Regions from separate parts of the Mus musculus genome. Here region 1 is linked to region 2. Evidence: chromatin loops called from intact Hi-C (ENCODE). Cell type or tissue: left cerebral cortex. All regions are shown on one strand.

Region 1 (8,000 bases), 190 kb after region 2:
TTATTACCCTATAGGCAGCTTTCCTGACTGGTGGAGGCTACAAGGGAGGCATCTCTGTGCCCCAGCCACCCCACAACAGCCAAGTGAAGGGTCAGCTCTCCCACACTCACACACCCTTTGCCCAGGCCACCTCATGGCAGAGGAGTAGCAGGATCAGCTCTCCCTCACATAGAGGCCCAACTCACCTACTTCCAGGACAAGCTCCGCAGTGTTGCCTGGGCAAGGCGAAGGGCCAGCTCTCTAGAGGGCTGCAGCAAGTGAAGGGTTGGTCCTGTTCTGCACAGCCTTGGACAGCCACGTGGTCACGAGAGGCTGCCCCATCAGGGTTTTCCCTTGCTCTCTAGTGGCATTGAGCCTCAGATATGGACACCTATTCTTGCCTCTGCATAGCCACAGACTCAGACATGGCCCTCACTGGCAGCATGGTCTGAGGTGGCAGCATTGGCCACCAACCACAGGCTACTCCTCTCCACCCTTGAGTCTCCCACCTGACTAGCACATACTAACTAACACATCGTGGTGACTCCTGCAGAGCAGGCTGCCATGAAGCTGGTGGGCCCCTGGATGAAATCCTGTCTATGCACAGTGGGTGGGTATATACAGCCCACCTGTGTCATACATCAGAGAGCAGGTCTGTGGGTGGCACGTGGTCCATGGTCCACAGGCCTCTGTCTACTGTCTTCCTCCCAAGGTGCCTCAATTTGATTTGATGATTTGATTTTTATGTGTCCTAGGCATGACACAACTTTGGCCACCAGGGCAGGCAACAAGCTAGGATGAACAAGGACTGCCATGTGCTCTGCCCCTGACTGACAAAAGAGCAATATCACAAACAAGGTGTATCTGCCTATTGCCAGGGGATTAGAAGACTTCTTAATTGTTACCTACAATTAGAAAACAGTATTTGTAAAGAAAACAGATGAACATATAGATTCTTGGATGAAACACCTAAGATTCTCCTCAGACATGAATAGTAAATCTATAGGCACAGCCCACCCCAGCACGGCTCTCTGATGCCAAAGTCTGAAAGAGAAAAGAGTGTCTGAGAATGGTCACAAAACACAAGCTTGGCCATCTTTTCACCGCAGGAAGATGTGGAGGTGACTGACATCCTAGAAGAGTCAGTATTGGATGTGTCTTACTGATCCATCAGACATGAAGGCGGGGCCTTCAGTGTGTGTGCTCCATGTATGTCATCCAGTTTATGGGGCTGTCCTCAGGGACAGCATAGATCCAGCTGTCAGCAATCTGTCTCTTTCAGGACAAAAACTGAAGAGATACAATCAATTCTAGAAGTTCACAGTATGCTTAAAAATAAAAAGTAATAGGGCATGTTTCTCTGAGGGGTTACCACTAAAAATTCTCAGAGGCATGACTTCCCTAGATAAACAGCTACCAAAGCTGTGTCTCCATCTTCCTGTGCGATTAAAGCTGTGTCTCCATCTTCCTGTGCGAGTAAAGCTGTGTCTCCATCTTCCTGTGCGAGTAAAGCTGTGTCTCCATCTTCCTGTGCGAGTAAAGCTGTGTCTCCATCTTCCTGTGCGAGTAAAGCTGTGTCTCCATCTTCCTGTGCGAGTAAAGCTGTGTCTCCATCTTCCTGTGCGAGTAAAGCTGTGTCTCCATCTTCCTGTGCGAGTAAAGCTGTGTCTCCATCTTCCTGTGCGAGTAAAGCTGTGTCTCCATCTTCCTGTGCGAGTAAAGCTGTGTCTCCATCTTCCTGTGCGAGTAAAGCTGTGTCTCCATCTTCCTGTGCGAGTAAAGCTGTGTCTCCATCTTCCTGTGCGAGTAAAGCTGTGTCTCCATCTTCCTGTGCGAGTAAAGCTGTGTCTCCATCTTCCTGTGCGAGTAAAGCTGTGTCTCCATCTTCCTGTGCGAGTAAAGCTGTGTCTCCATCTTCCTGTGCGAGTAAAGCTGTGTCTCCATCTTCCTGTGCGAGTAAAGCTGTGTCTCCATCTTCCTGTGCGAGTAAAGCTGTGTTTCCATCTTCCTGTGCAATTAAAGCTGTGTCTCCATCTTCCTGTGCGAGTAAAGCTGTGTCTCCATCTTCCTGTGCGAGTAAAGCTGTGTCTCCATCTTCCTGTGCGAGTAAAGCTGTGTCTCCATCTTCCTGTGCGAGTAAAGCTGTGTCTCCATCTTCCTGTGCGAGTAAAGCTGCAGAATTCCAGAGGCATTACTATCCCAGAGTGAGCCCAAGGGAACTCTAGGAACAGGTAAGGGTCCCTCAGGAGCTGTCACGTGACCACCATAGAGTGGGCGGTGCATTCCGTGGTGTTTCTCTCTTCTGTTGGTTGTTGTTTGTTGCCCAGGCTGACCTTCAACACCCCCAGGGCTCAAAAATCGACTCGGCCTCCTGAACAGCCTGGACTGTAGGCAAGTGCATCCAAGTCAGGCTCACAGTATATCCTGAAGGATGTCCGAGGGCGGAGAAAGGTTAATAATGCATTGTAAACACCAAAGATTAGAGATGGCATATTCTGTATGGTTGGGAACATATGTCCATAGATAAACAGACCAAGACAGCACACACAAACCTATGAACGGAAGTAATTTCCTTTAGTGGGAACTAACACCTTTACTACTCACTTTTACAATGAGAGGAGGGTAAAAAGAATTAAGCATAAAGTTCCAATGTCATTGCTCTCTGCTTTCTATAACTCAAACACACAAACACAATGAAAGATATATTCTGTGGCCAGTAAACAAGTGCATTAACAATATTATGTTTTAAAGTCAAAAGTTCATTAATATTCAATTTTCCTAATTTTCTTCCCAAATTTACACAAAAGCAACATATTTAAAAACATATGAAAACCTAAGTTTTGCTCCAAGGCTGCAGTCTTCCATTCATTCTTCCTCATACATCCTTGAGTCTTAGAAAATGAACTTCATATGCTTGATCCCATAGGTCTTGAAGAAGACCATGATGATGAGCGCCCACAGCCCCAGGATGAAGCCTCCGGGAGGGTGCCAGTCTCTCGGCTTTGGCTTCTGCAAGACAAGGACAACATGGCCACCTCAGAGCTGAGAACGCAGCAATAGATAATGTATGTGCTGATGGGAGAGCGTTTAGTGGATGAGTTATAAGAGGGCGTGGCCCAGTGAACACCACACTGGGACAGCTACAGGGGCAGACTTCAAATGGGATAACTATCCTGTAAAGGAAGCTCGTGCCGCAGAGGGGCCTGCCCTGGCACAGCACAACCAACCGCCTCCTTCCTCCAAGTCACTCGGCAGGGAAGAGCCCTGCCGAAGTTTATCTCTCCATTAATTTATGCTTTATATGTCTCATCTTCCCTAGTGAACGCTGGCCCGATGAGGGCCCTGCTGCTGCTTACAGGAAGCACTCACACACCACACTCATTAGAGGGTGAGGACACAGTACAAACTACAGCTGCTTACGACCACAGCAGCAACCTTGGTTGTACTTTCCCTTCACAGAGGTGGCCCTGACCATGGTCTACTTCTTTAAAACTCACTGACTAGGGTGATGCCGGCCCGAGACTGTTTCTGGCAGAAACACTCTTTTTCTCTGAACTCTCAAAAGGCTGGCTCCTCCTTCCATGCTCCTATCTACCACATCAGTCACCTTTACCACTCATCTCACACCAGCCTGCTGAGCTCCAAGCCTGTCAGAGTCCAGCTGAGTGTCCTGTGTGCCTTCGTCTAGAGTCCACGTACACCTCTTCTCCCACACACCCACAGTCCACAGCTGAGTGTCCTGTGTGCCTTCGTCTAGAGTCCGCGTACACCTCTTCTCCCACACACCCACAGTCCACAGCTGAGTGTCCTGTGTGCCTTCGTCTAGAGTCCGCGTACACCTCTTCTCCCACACACCCACAGTCCACAGCTGAGTGTCCTGTGTGCCTTCGTCTAGAGTCCGCGTACACCTCTTCTCCCACACACCCACAGTCCACAGCTGAGTGTCCTGTGTGCCTTCGTCTAGGGAAGACCATTCTCCCACCTCACTGTGTCTTCAATAGCTGCATTACGGTTCTGTAACTGAGGTGTGTGCCTACTATGTCTTCATGTGTCAACCTACTGTAATGTTAACCAGGATGGTAACAGTTACAAGCTGAAAACTACCCATTCAACAAATGACCAACAAACAAAGGTTTTAAGTCACTAATTTGTGGAATGATTTATTACACATCAAAGCCATGAAATATAAACACTGAGCTGAAAGAAAAGTATTGACTCTTAAAGCCATAATAAAGACTCACACAGACAGACCCACTGTGGCTCCAATTTCAACAGTGGTGTGTACGTACGAAGGCCTGAGGGGACTGACTGGCTGCCCCACCAGGAGCTCTGCTGGGATGGGCGAGGCCTCACGGACACCGCACAGTGTTTATTCCCACTCTCCGGGCTCAGCATGAAGTACCTGGTCCCCTTGCCAGCAGTAGGTAAGGGGACCCATTAGCGACAGTCAGATGCTGCCCCCTGCTGGACAAGGAAACACCTCCCACTTCTGCTTTTGACCCTAGCTAAACTGACAGTGTGGTTAATCTAATTAGATAATTATGGATGACTGTCCTCCACTGGCACTTCCATTTTGATAGAACACTAATTATAATTTTTCCCTACCTTGCATTTCACTTTTATGAGATGAAAATACCTACTGTTAAAGCTTTTATTAATACCACTCTGTTCTCACTGGCCAATCTACAACTCCTGGGCAGGGGTGGGGGAGTAAACTTTCATTTGAAACTGTTATACATATCACAAAGTATATAAATGTATCTGTAATAACTACTGAGAAGAGCTCATGCTTGAAAGAAATATTCTCTTTCACAATCAGCACTCATCAATCATGTGAGTAAAAGAATAGATTTTTTTTCTTTTACTTACAATAGCGATTTAAAAACATAAGACAGGTAAGGATGCCTATAGCATGAGATGTCAGGTAAACAATTATGATAGTTTACAGAGAGGGATAAGGCTTTAAGGGGAAAAAAAAGAATAATGCTAGCTAATATTGTGGTACTGGCACAAAGCCAGAAAGATGGCCATAGAGAACAGAAAAGGCAGCCACCAGCGTGTGGTTAGCTAGGAGTCAAGAGGATGGGGAGCAGGTGGCTGTAACTTAGATACACTCTATTCATGCATGAACTTACCATTACTAAAGTTCACAAATGTCAATGGGTTACAACAATAAAAGCTTATTATACTTCCTTCACCTTTATCTGTGAGAGAAGGGCTCCAAGCCCCCAGCAAACATCTGAGAGCACAGGTAGTACGGAACTCAGTTTTCAATACAAACATTCTTAACACACACTGTGATGTTTAAATGGTGCAGTAAAAGGTTACTAATATTAATAAAATATAATTATTATAGCAACCTCCTACAGTAGATGTTATATGAATGTAAAAGAAAGAATTTACAGATGCTAGAACTCTCTGAAATCAATGGCAAGGAAGTACTGTTTCCACATTCTTAACACTGGATTAGTGTCAAAGTCAGATTTGTTTTAACTCAGCTCTGGAAACACAAAAATACACTCTATAGTTAAAACTTTAAATAAGTTAGATACAAACACAAAGGACAAAGGGGATAAAATGTAGGAAATGCACACAGTAAAAAGATTTATAAGCCCAAATGCAATGAGTGAGAACAAGAGAGCAAAGGTGGAGAACAGAAACAAATTCCTGAAATACCTGCACTTTACAGAGTATATAAATAAACTTAAAAGGAAATCAATAGGAAAATGTAACAGAAGAAGGGATTAGGCTCAGGGGGCTTCCCCCCAAGTCACAAGGCACAGGGCTAATCAATAAAGGAGATGGGGATCAAAGCTCTCACAAATCTATAAAGGGCTAATTCACTTTCTCTGTCATAAAAACAGTATGCAAATGTTTTGCTCTTTAAAATTAAACTAGCAAATGTTAATTAACAAGGTCAACTTCAGTTTTAGGTCTTTAAAATGTTCCTTCTTCCTCTAGAAGCCATAGTAAAGGAACCCAGAAGTGCTGACAAACGTTCACACGATTTCCAGTTTCACCTCCTCAGTAAACATCAGGAAACAAAAGAAGCTGACGGTGCCATGTAGCTGACCAACACGCTTATAAACAATTTTAGTGATTTAAGAGATTCCTATCCCATGATAAGGAAGTTAAAACAATATGCAAATTGAATATGAAATACAGCTTAGTATTCTATAGCAAAGTATTTAAAGGCGAGAAATATACTAATTTCTTAGTTCTGCTTCTCTGGAGGAAGTAGGATTGTAGGTGGACACTGCTCAACTCGGATTTATCTGCACTTTTTAAAACGTATATGGCTCTTCCGGTCCCAGGCGCTGCGGGAGCCACGGGTTACTTGGCAGTCACGGCCAAGTCCAAGAACCACACCACACACAACCAGTCCCGAAAATGGCATCAAGAAACCCCGGTCTTTTATGAAATTCCTAGGCAAATGGTTGGACCTGGAGGGCATCATCCTGAGTGAGGTAACCCAATCACAAAAGAACTCACATGATATGTACTCACTGATAAGTGGATATTAGCCCAGAAACTTAGTATACCCGAGATATAAGATACAATTTGCAAAACACATGAAACTCAAGAAGAACGAAGACCAAAGTGTGGACACTTTGCCCCTTCTTAGAAATGGGAACAAAACACCCATGGAAGGAGTTACAGAGACAAAGTTTTGAGCTGAGACAAAAGGATGGACCATCTAGAGACTGCCATATCCGGCGATCCATCCCATAATCAACCTCCAAACGCTGACACCATTGCATACACTAGCAAGATTTTGCTGAAAGAACCCAGATATAGCTGTCTCTTGTGAGACAATGCCGGGGCCTAGCAAACACAGAAGTGGATGTTCACAGTCAGTTATTAGATGGATCACAGGGCCCCCAATGGAGGAGCTAAAGAAAGTACCCAAGGAGCTAAAGGGATCTGCAACCCTATAGGTGGAACAACATTATGAACTAACCAGTACCCCACTGGAGCTCATGTCTCTAGCTGCATATGTATCAAAATATGGCCTAGTCAGCCATCACTAGAAAGAGAGGCCCATTGGTCACACAAACTTTATATGCCCCAGTACAGGGGAACGCCAGGGCCAAAAAGTGGGAGTGGGTGGGTAGGGGAGTGGGGGGGGAGGGTATGGGAGACTTTTGGGATAGCATTGGAAATGTAATTGATGAAAATACCTAATAAAAATATTTAAAAAAAAAGAAAGAAAGAAACCCCGGTCACAAAGATACGGAATCTCTTAAGGGGTTGACCCCAAGGTCCTGAGGAACACGTGCTTTGCCAAGAAGCACAACAAGAAAGGCCTGGAGAAGATGCAGGCCAACAATGGAAGGGCAGTGAGTGCATGCACAGAGGTCATCAAGGCCCTGGTGAAGCCTCAGGCCATCAAGCCCAAGATGTCAAGATGCCCCAGCCGCAAACTCAGCGCGTGGCTTTTATTGCTCACCCCAAGCTTGGGAAGTGGATTCGAATCTACATGGCCAAGGCGCAAAGGCTCTGCCAACTGAAGCCCAAGGTTCAATCCAAGGCAGAGGCCACAGCTCCAGCTAAGGCCCAGCTTCAGCTCCAGCTCAGGTTCCCAAAGGTGCCCAGGCCCCTGTGAAGGCCCCATAGGAAAGGCTGCTGCCAACGTGAAGACAGACGGACTGCTGGGACACACCTGCCTACACACTATTTGCAGATGACCAGTGCCCTATGTTGTTACAAATGAACTTGAGGCAAGATCTGTTTTAAAAAGTATATGTATAATGCACAGGCATTTTGAGGAAGGGAGTGTGTAAGGGGAATGCACAGAAAAAACTGCAATACAAGAGTCTCCGGGCTGGGAGAGCTGGGGTTTGGAGCTGCAGAAACCCACGTGATGCTGGCTGTGCCGCCCATGACTCGACTCCAGTCTCAGACAGCACACACGGGCATCCTCGCAGCAAGCCAACGGTTAGCCAGAGCTTCTACTTAACATGGGTACCGCGGAGGGCGGAGTGATCCGAGCACATTCTCCGTGTGTGTCCACTGCTGCT
Region 2 (8,000 bases):
GTGATTGCACTGGTCAGCAGGCAACACTCTCAATCAGGTTTGTCATGAAAATGCGACACCTGTTAGATAGGTTCGTGTCTATAACCCTTGGGCCGGGCAGCTCTGACGTGATTCCTGTCCTGCGAAGGTAGCCATGCAAGGAGAGGAAAGGGGAGACGGGTGTTGGTCAACAAGTTTCATACCATGCACTCTTCCAGCAAATGTGGATATTTGTAAGCTTAGAGAGACAATAAATGATTATCTCTTAAGTAACAGTGAACTAGTTAGGCGATTGCTAGGATGTGGCAGTGAAGACATTTATACACCATGCTCGGATTCTCTGTGACATACTGCTTCTGTCCTAAGTGTTTAGGCCGGCATAGGGCAAACAGATACTTTTACTGTGTCTTCCAATCACTATAATTTCCCAGATAAAAACTACAGGATGCATGTTCCCAGCTTAGACAGCCCACCCACAGGCAGGTCTTCCCGGCCATGTAGACCAGGTTAGATCTGGGCTCCATGTTTTGTCTTTATAGCTGGAGTCTCACAGAAATAGTTACTCTGGCTTGCTGTTGTCCCTTGTCTAAAATCGTCTGCCTCCCAGCTAGGCACCTGGCTTTCAGAGACTGTGATGTTTTCTTTGTGTCTGTCATTATATTTCTCCATTTTAACATAATGCTGGCTCTTTAATAAATATTTGTCAAATAGATACTGTCTATATAAATAGTTTTAATTTCTTCTAACATAAGCCTCTGTCAAGAGTGCCTGGCCATTTGGGGTTATTGATGAAGACTAGTTTTATGTCATAAATATCAGTTTCTTTCTGCCCCAGTTGGTAGTTCTGTGGTTAACTCTCTTCTACCATCTTATACTAATCAGGTCTCTTAAGACATATGCAGAATTTTTGAGTTACGCAGGCAACTTTAAAATAATTATCAAAAGGCATTCCTGAGTAGTGGTGTGATTTGCCCAAGGTCACAGCTAGTGGTAGCTGGGGATAAAATGTGAACCTGATATGAGCTTCATTATCATGAGGGGATTCAGGGCCAATATCTTCTAAGCAGTGACTCGTCATTATTTGGACAGAATTTATTAAAATGAAGAGCCTAGGCCTACCCAGTTATTGGAAAGCAATAAATATTTAAAGATCTCATTATTCTGAAATGAATATGAGAATATGCCTCCAGATAGTTGAAAAGAGTCTTCTACCAATGACTGGGCTGGCCACAGCTACTCTAAAGGGGGCACAGAACACATAGCACTGATGTAATTGGAACAATTTGCAGCTCAGTAAAGTTGGCTGTTAAAAGTCACTGAAGCAAACTGGGGAGGGGCCTATGGGTAAAACTGCCTGCTTACAGCACAGCCTGAAGACCTAAAAACTGATCCCCCAAACCACATACAACCCTGTACCATGCATCTCTAATCCCAACAGTCTAAAGGAAACAAGGGGAGAAGACAGGAGAATTACTCAGAAAGTCCTGGGACCAGCCAGCCTGGCATACGCATACAGAGACAAAAACAACGGAGAGATCCTGCCTCCGAAACAAGGTAGAAAGGTAGAGGGAGACCAATTCCTAAAAGCTGATCTCTGACTTCCTATGTGTGCTGTGCGGAACTCATGCTCACACTCAAATACACATCACAGTCACACACACACACACAAGCTCACACTCATACACACATCACTGTCACACACATACACATGCTCACACTCATACATTAGTCACACACACGTCACACTCACACACACATCACAGTCACACACATACATGCTCACACTCATAGACACATCACACAATATGCATCACACACATACATATATCACACACATATACATCATACATTCATACACACATGTGTTCATACACACATCACACACACACACCACACTCATACACACATTACACACACACCACACATATACCACATATGCTCACAGTCATACACATATCACATATATACCACACACATGTTCATACACACACCACACACATCACACTCACACAATCATAACATACTCATACACACATAATACACAAATATGCACCTACACAGGCGTGCGTGTACCCAGGTGTGCGTGCGCGTGCGTGTGCACACATACAAGCACACACACACACACACAGAGCCATGATTAATAAGACATTACTTCCATCTGAAACTTCACAATCCAGGCCTCCATCACCTGCATTTCTCTGCACACTTTTATCAGTTCTGCTCCAACAGAGCAGTGGCCCTTTAACCTCTGAACACTCACTCTCTTTTCTAGCCCAATATTATAAGTATTTCACAATCACCCCCAGAGCATCATGGTCATGTCCGCCACACTCACTGATAAAAATTCCTGTCCTAGTTAGCTTCCTGTTGCTATGATAAAACAGGGAAAGGGTTAATTTGGCTTCCATGGTCCTGATCCCTGGCAGTCACTCAGGGAAGTCAGGCAGTCACAGAAGGAAAGCTATGGAGGAGTGCTGCTGACTGGCCTAGTCCGCACAGCTCACTCCAATTGCTGTCTTATACACCCCAGGGTACCTGCCCCAGAGTGGCACTGCCTACAGTGATCTGGGCCCACCCACATCAGTCATTAATGAAGAAAATGCCCCTCCCACACACACACATCTGATGCAGGCATTTCACAGTTGAGGTCCCCCTCTTCATCTTTTGTGTATAGTTGACAAAAAAACTAGCCAGCACACAAAGTAATCAGGCCAAAGGGAGTATAGTAGTTAATGACATGCAGAAATGCTACAGCCTGACCACTCATTCAGTGAAATTACCTTTTCCCCAGTAGGAAAGAGGGTGCTATCTAGAGACCCAGCCAACCAAGAGTTTGAAGGACTGTCGTTTTGCAAATCCCATAGCCTATCCTGACCTCTGAGATGGAACGCCTATTCTGAATTACTCCAGGCAGACAAGAAACCTGTTAAAAACTACGAGGGAGGAAATTAACCTTGACAGTTTTTGCAGCTCAGAATGGGAAGGAAACTTCGTTATTATTATTTTCTGTCTTTGTGACGATGGAGCTATCTGCGGTGTCTGAAAAGCACACAGATGCTGAGAGTTCTCAGTCTGAAGTGCCGAGTTAAACAATTATTCCTTATAAGAAGCATATTCTGAAAATTAATTGCACATATGGGACATCTCAAATGACCGACCTGTGTTATTGCATTTCTACTTACAGATTGGCTTATGTTCCCTGCAAGCTTCCATTCCAGTGCCTGCCCATTTCTTAGAGCATCCAGCTCACACCCCTTAGGAAGACCAACAGGGGCTCCATGACCTACTTCTCCAGCCCCAACCCCTGCAGCTCCTCTGAGCTCAGGCTCCACACACTCCGGGAGCACAGCTTGCTCACCTACACACATCTGCTGTTCCTTCTGCAGAAACTACCCTTCCATGGGCAGGAGATGACTCACAAGTGAAAAGCGGGCACTGCTCTTGCAGAGGACTCAAGCTTGGGCCTCCACATCCACACAGGTGACTCACAGCAGCCTGTAAACTCCAGCTCCAGAGGCTATGACACTGTCTTCCCGTCTCTGTGGGCAACTGCACTCAGGTGCACATGAGCACATACTGACGCCAGGCACATGCACATATTTAAAATGAAAACGCATCTTTTTTGGGAAGAAATAGTGTTCTTTCAGTTTGCCAGAGATTTAATTATTAAGACCCCGACCAAGGCTTTCTCTCTAAAGTTCCCCCAGAAACCTGCATGCAAAGGAGGGAGACATTCCTTTAGACCGCCCATATCAGTCCCCTCATCTCATATACAATGAGCACCTACTATGTAGTCGGTACTACAGAGAAAGGGGAATGGGACAAACACCAGGCCCTGCCCAGAGCAGAAGTAAGGGAAATCAAGGGCACCTGACCCCGAGAATTCTGCTGTTTGGTACACAGCATGTACTTATGCAAACAAGACAGTATCCTGGTCACATGATCCTATGGGCCAGCCCTGTGTATGGACTTCATTGCTGATGGAAATGCTACTGTACTATGCTTGGCTGTATTAGCAATATAGCCTAGCAAGTGCCAAGCTATTCTTTGTAGCTGTGCACATTTTTTGTCACATAGTATTTCCATTGGTATTTCTTCACCTGTCTCCCAGTCTTGTCTGCCCGACTTCTTAAACATAATTTAGTCATATTGTGTCTTGTAAGTATCAAATCTCAGTAAATCCTTGTTGAGTCTAGCTGTGATCATGCCGCATTTGATTATGTTATATTTGAATAAACCTGGCTAATAGACTCATTAATCATGAGAATGGACAAAAATGATAAATGGGGGAAGAAAGACTTTACATACCCAGGCTTAATTTCTGAATCTTTTGAAAACACAGACCTTCCAAATGGTGGACCAGATGTTGAAGCAAGAGGATGTGTTTAGGTTCTTTGTAGTGAGCTATGTAACTTCTAGGCTTAAGTTAGCCTGCAGAGATGTTAAACAACATGCACTTGTTCCTTAGTCTGCTATATGCATGTGCCTACCTTGTACCTAACATTGTGTGTTGGGATCAGGAGGCAGCAGACAAGAGATAAAGCATGACCCCCCCAACTCTGAGACTCACATCCACAGGGAAAGGCAGAGAAACATATATCAAGTAACTGGAGGATTGGATAGGACAGTGAACATGCTGCAGAGCTTGGATTTATCCCGAAATCACTGTGAGGTAGAGAAGCAACTACCTCAGATGTGTGTTTCAGCTAGGTCGTTCTGGCATTGGTATAGTGATTAGAGTAGCTCTTGGTTACAGGGCAGAGAGCCTGCTGCTCACAGCAGCACGCTAGTGCTACGGGCAGCGTCGGTGACATTGGCAGCCAGGGGATCAAGACAGCTAGGGTTTCTGCCTGCGTGAAGATTCTGAGCTTGCCACCTAGAATGCTCAGACAGTCGGAATACAGCTTCTTCAACTGTAGAAGGTTCGTGGTTCAAGACTGCCTCTCAATGGCTGCCGAAAGAGTCTCAGATGATCCCAGATGGCAGCTCAACTTTGTCTAATTTTGAACCTTTCTGTGTATCTTAATGCCTCATGCCGACTTGAGCAAAACAGGAAGCCGTGATGTTATGGTTAGGGCTGAAGCGGGCTGTCTGCAGAGACAGCATAATGCATGCTGGTGACAATGAGAATTAAGCTCCCCGCCTGCAGCAGAATCGGTGGGACCTGGAGTGAAGGGACTCTGGGGACTTTATAGTGTTTCGCTTCTCTGTGGGGTGGCAGACTTACCAGGCACGGGCTTTTCATAGAGTAAGGTAAAGGGTGGTTTTCCTGCCTCTCATTTCCCATTTAGCTATAGAGAGAACAATTACCATTCTTTGAAATCACCTTTGTTAACGACATCTGAGGAAAGGGAAGGTTCTATTCTAGTTTCATCAGAGAGAAATTGGCCATAAAGTAACAAAAAAATTGTCAAGAGGAAGCCTTGGTCTTAATTCATCCAATGGCATTTATTTGATTGGAAACACAAACACATACTGTACATCTAAATGAACGGCAGGTTTATGGGGCCCATATTTGGAGTTATTCAGCAATTTGCACCTGCCAGGCGGCTTCGGGGACATATGCAAGGTGTCTTGAGTTACCTGCAACTCCCACTCCACACCAAAAGTCATAAAACCCATTCTCTTCAGTTTTATTCAACTTGTACAAGTTTTGAACAAGGAATGCACAAAAAGTGGTAATGGTCTGTGTGTGTTCTAGGCTGCAGGAAGGCAGATGAGGATTGTGGGAACTCGTGGGAACTCCCATCCTATCTGCTTCAGCAACAGCCACGCTGAGAGAAGCTCAGCCCTGGTGCTACCTACACTTGCCACAGATGGACACCGAGGAGTCATGCTCCTGCCCCAGACCCCAAGGAGTCATGCTCCTGCCCCAGACACTGAGGAGTCATACTCCTGCCCCAGACATGGGTGGGTTTTGATGTAGGCTCACCACGTGATGAATTCCTAAGTCCAAAGTTCAGACATCGATGTCAGAGAAGGACAACGTAGGCAAGCACGGTACCTTGTCCCAGTGAGTCTACAGCAATGGCAGGCGATGGTGCCTCGTTTGTGCTCTTATAATAGAGTCCTGGATCATAGGAATACTTATAAAGAGCAGACATTCCTCACAGCTGTGCAGGGAGGAATCTAAGATGGTCATTGGGTGTCTGGTGAAAGCTACATCCCCAAAGGGGATGAACGAGAGGTGAGTCCTCCCAAGGCTGAGCAGAGAAGGTGTGGTACAACTCTACTGTATAGACCTGTTGGGTATGAAGCATTTATGGCTCTGCTAGAAGGGCAGATACAACTCTACTGTATAGACCTGTGGGGCACTTCTGGCTCTGCTATCAGCATCCAGTACCTTAAGGGGCACAGTGGTCGCTTTTGTCATCACGGTGATCAAATAATCTGACATAACACTTTGAAGAGGAAGAGGGGACATGGATCATCGTGGCAGGGAAGATGGCAGCAGGAAGCTCCGCTGGAGAGGGAAGGAGCCTGGTCTGCTATTCCTGGCCTCCCCCACACCTCAGCGGAATTGGGAAGCAGAAAGCTGACAGAAAATGGGGCAGGGATGTAGATCTCAAGCCCGGTGACCAACATCCAAAGGTAGAGCAAGCCTGCGGGGAACGTTTGATATTCAAACCATAGCAGGCGGAGTTCATATGGCCTATCCCCTCTGAAAGTCCCTAACTCTTAACCGATGGCACTGGCAAGGTTACTATAATTAGGTACAGGGACCCAAAATAAAGACCAGAGGGAAGAAGAGTGCCAGCTCCTTCCCTGTGAGCAGAGGCTCTGCAGTCCTTCGGAACTCTTCATCGGGCTCTAGAAAGCTCAGTCAGGCTGTCTTGGGTAGACACTGAATGATCTGTGAGGGATCAGGAGCTTTCTGTTATTACATATTACATCATTACATCATTGCATATGAACCAATAGCCTGTTTGCGAATAGAATATCAATAAGCTAAAGGATCCGAGAGTGACCAGGCCCCAGAGTGACTGTGGTCTACAGTGAGCCCCAAACCCCTGGGGGATGACAACCTCAGCATTGACTGATCTGCTAGTCAAAGGCCATTTGTAACTATGGAGACGGGCTCTGTGTGCTACCCAGACACTTACCTGCGCTCTTGTACATGACCTACTTTCCTCTTCTTTCCTTTTGCTTTTAGAGACAAAGTCTCATTAGTTAGCCTAGGCTAGCCCTGAACTTGCAACCCCTGTATCTACTCTTAGAGTGCAGAGATGGGAAATGTGCGTCACTTTGTCCAGTGTAAAGGACGTTTTAGTTATTTACTTCCTTCCTTGGTATGGATGTTTTGCCTGCGTATATGTCTGTGCACCATATGTATGCCTGGTCCTATGGAAGGGAGAAGAGGGTGTTGGGCTGGAGTTAGGACTGGAGTTAACAGACAGTTGGGAACTGCCATGTGGGTGCTAGAAACCAAACCTGGGTGGGTCCTTTGGAAGAGAAGCCAGTGCTATTAACAGCTAAGTCATCTCTATGGGCCCTAAAGGGCTTTTCTTAGTGAATCCACAAAACAGTGAGACCTCTGGAAGGTCTCAAGGGTGGAGAGCAGCCAGGCGTTCCTCTATGCATTTCCTAGGTTTCTATGCCAACCTATGGACACACAAGCTCAACAGCAGTTCACCCAGACCTTTCTTGTAGACCACAGTACAGCACACAGAGTCCCTTCTGTTGGAAGCCATACACCAGGAAAAAGAACCAGGTTGCTTACTTTGAAAAAAAAAATGAACATCAGTCTTTTCCCTATAGTATATGTGGGTGTGCGTGGCAACGTGACAGAGGTAAAGAAAAACTAAGCCTTACTCATGAATTTCTCACTAAAACATAATTACCCTTGGTATTTTAGTACGCTTCCTTATGGAAGTCTTCATACCTATCACAATGTGCGTAGATGGTGCTCACTGATTCTTCGACGGATGGGATGACTTAATTCATTCAACAGCGTAAAACTAAAATACAGTCCAGGTAGTCTGGGCTGCTATGAAACCGAGCATTGACATTTCTGTTGAAGT

The links. A loop is a pair of places that touch in the nucleus more often than their neighbours do. Peaks named below come from ENCODE experiments on the same cell type or tissue, not always from the same donor. Only the 100,000 strongest peaks of a DNase experiment are listed, where the experiment ranks them.
Region 1: it touches region 2 in a loop (2.6-fold over the local background); 25 of 42 quality-filtered maps call a loop at or near these places.

The regions. Positions count from the first base shown.
Region 1 is chr3:152,780,384-152,788,383 of GRCm38, reverse strand. Pigk (phosphatidylinositol glycan anchor biosynthesis, class K) reads right to left here. Exons shown (of 11, transcript NM_025662.5): 11 at 1-2,988. The coding sequence ends at 2,872. It also overlaps the pseudogene Rpl29-ps1. Among named protein-coding and RNA genes, the nearest start is that of Gm40181, 28 kb to the right of the region's middle. In left cerebral cortex, a CTCF peak has its summit at 4,440 (motif pointing left); a DNase peak (open chromatin) is centred at 4,425.
Region 2 is chr3:152,966,956-152,974,955 of GRCm38, reverse strand. All of the region lies in intron 2 of St6galnac5 (ST6 (alpha-N-acetyl-neuraminyl-2,3-beta-galactosyl-1,3)-N-acetylgalactosaminide alpha-2,6-sialyltransferase 5), which reads left to right. All of the region lies in intron 2 of Gm46830 (a long non-coding RNA gene), which reads right to left. Among named protein-coding and RNA genes, the nearest start is that of St6galnac5, 11 kb to the left of the region's middle. In left cerebral cortex, a CTCF peak has its summit at 4,957; DNase peaks (open chromatin) are centred at 3,372, 4,893 and 7,777; H3K27ac peaks cover 980 bases.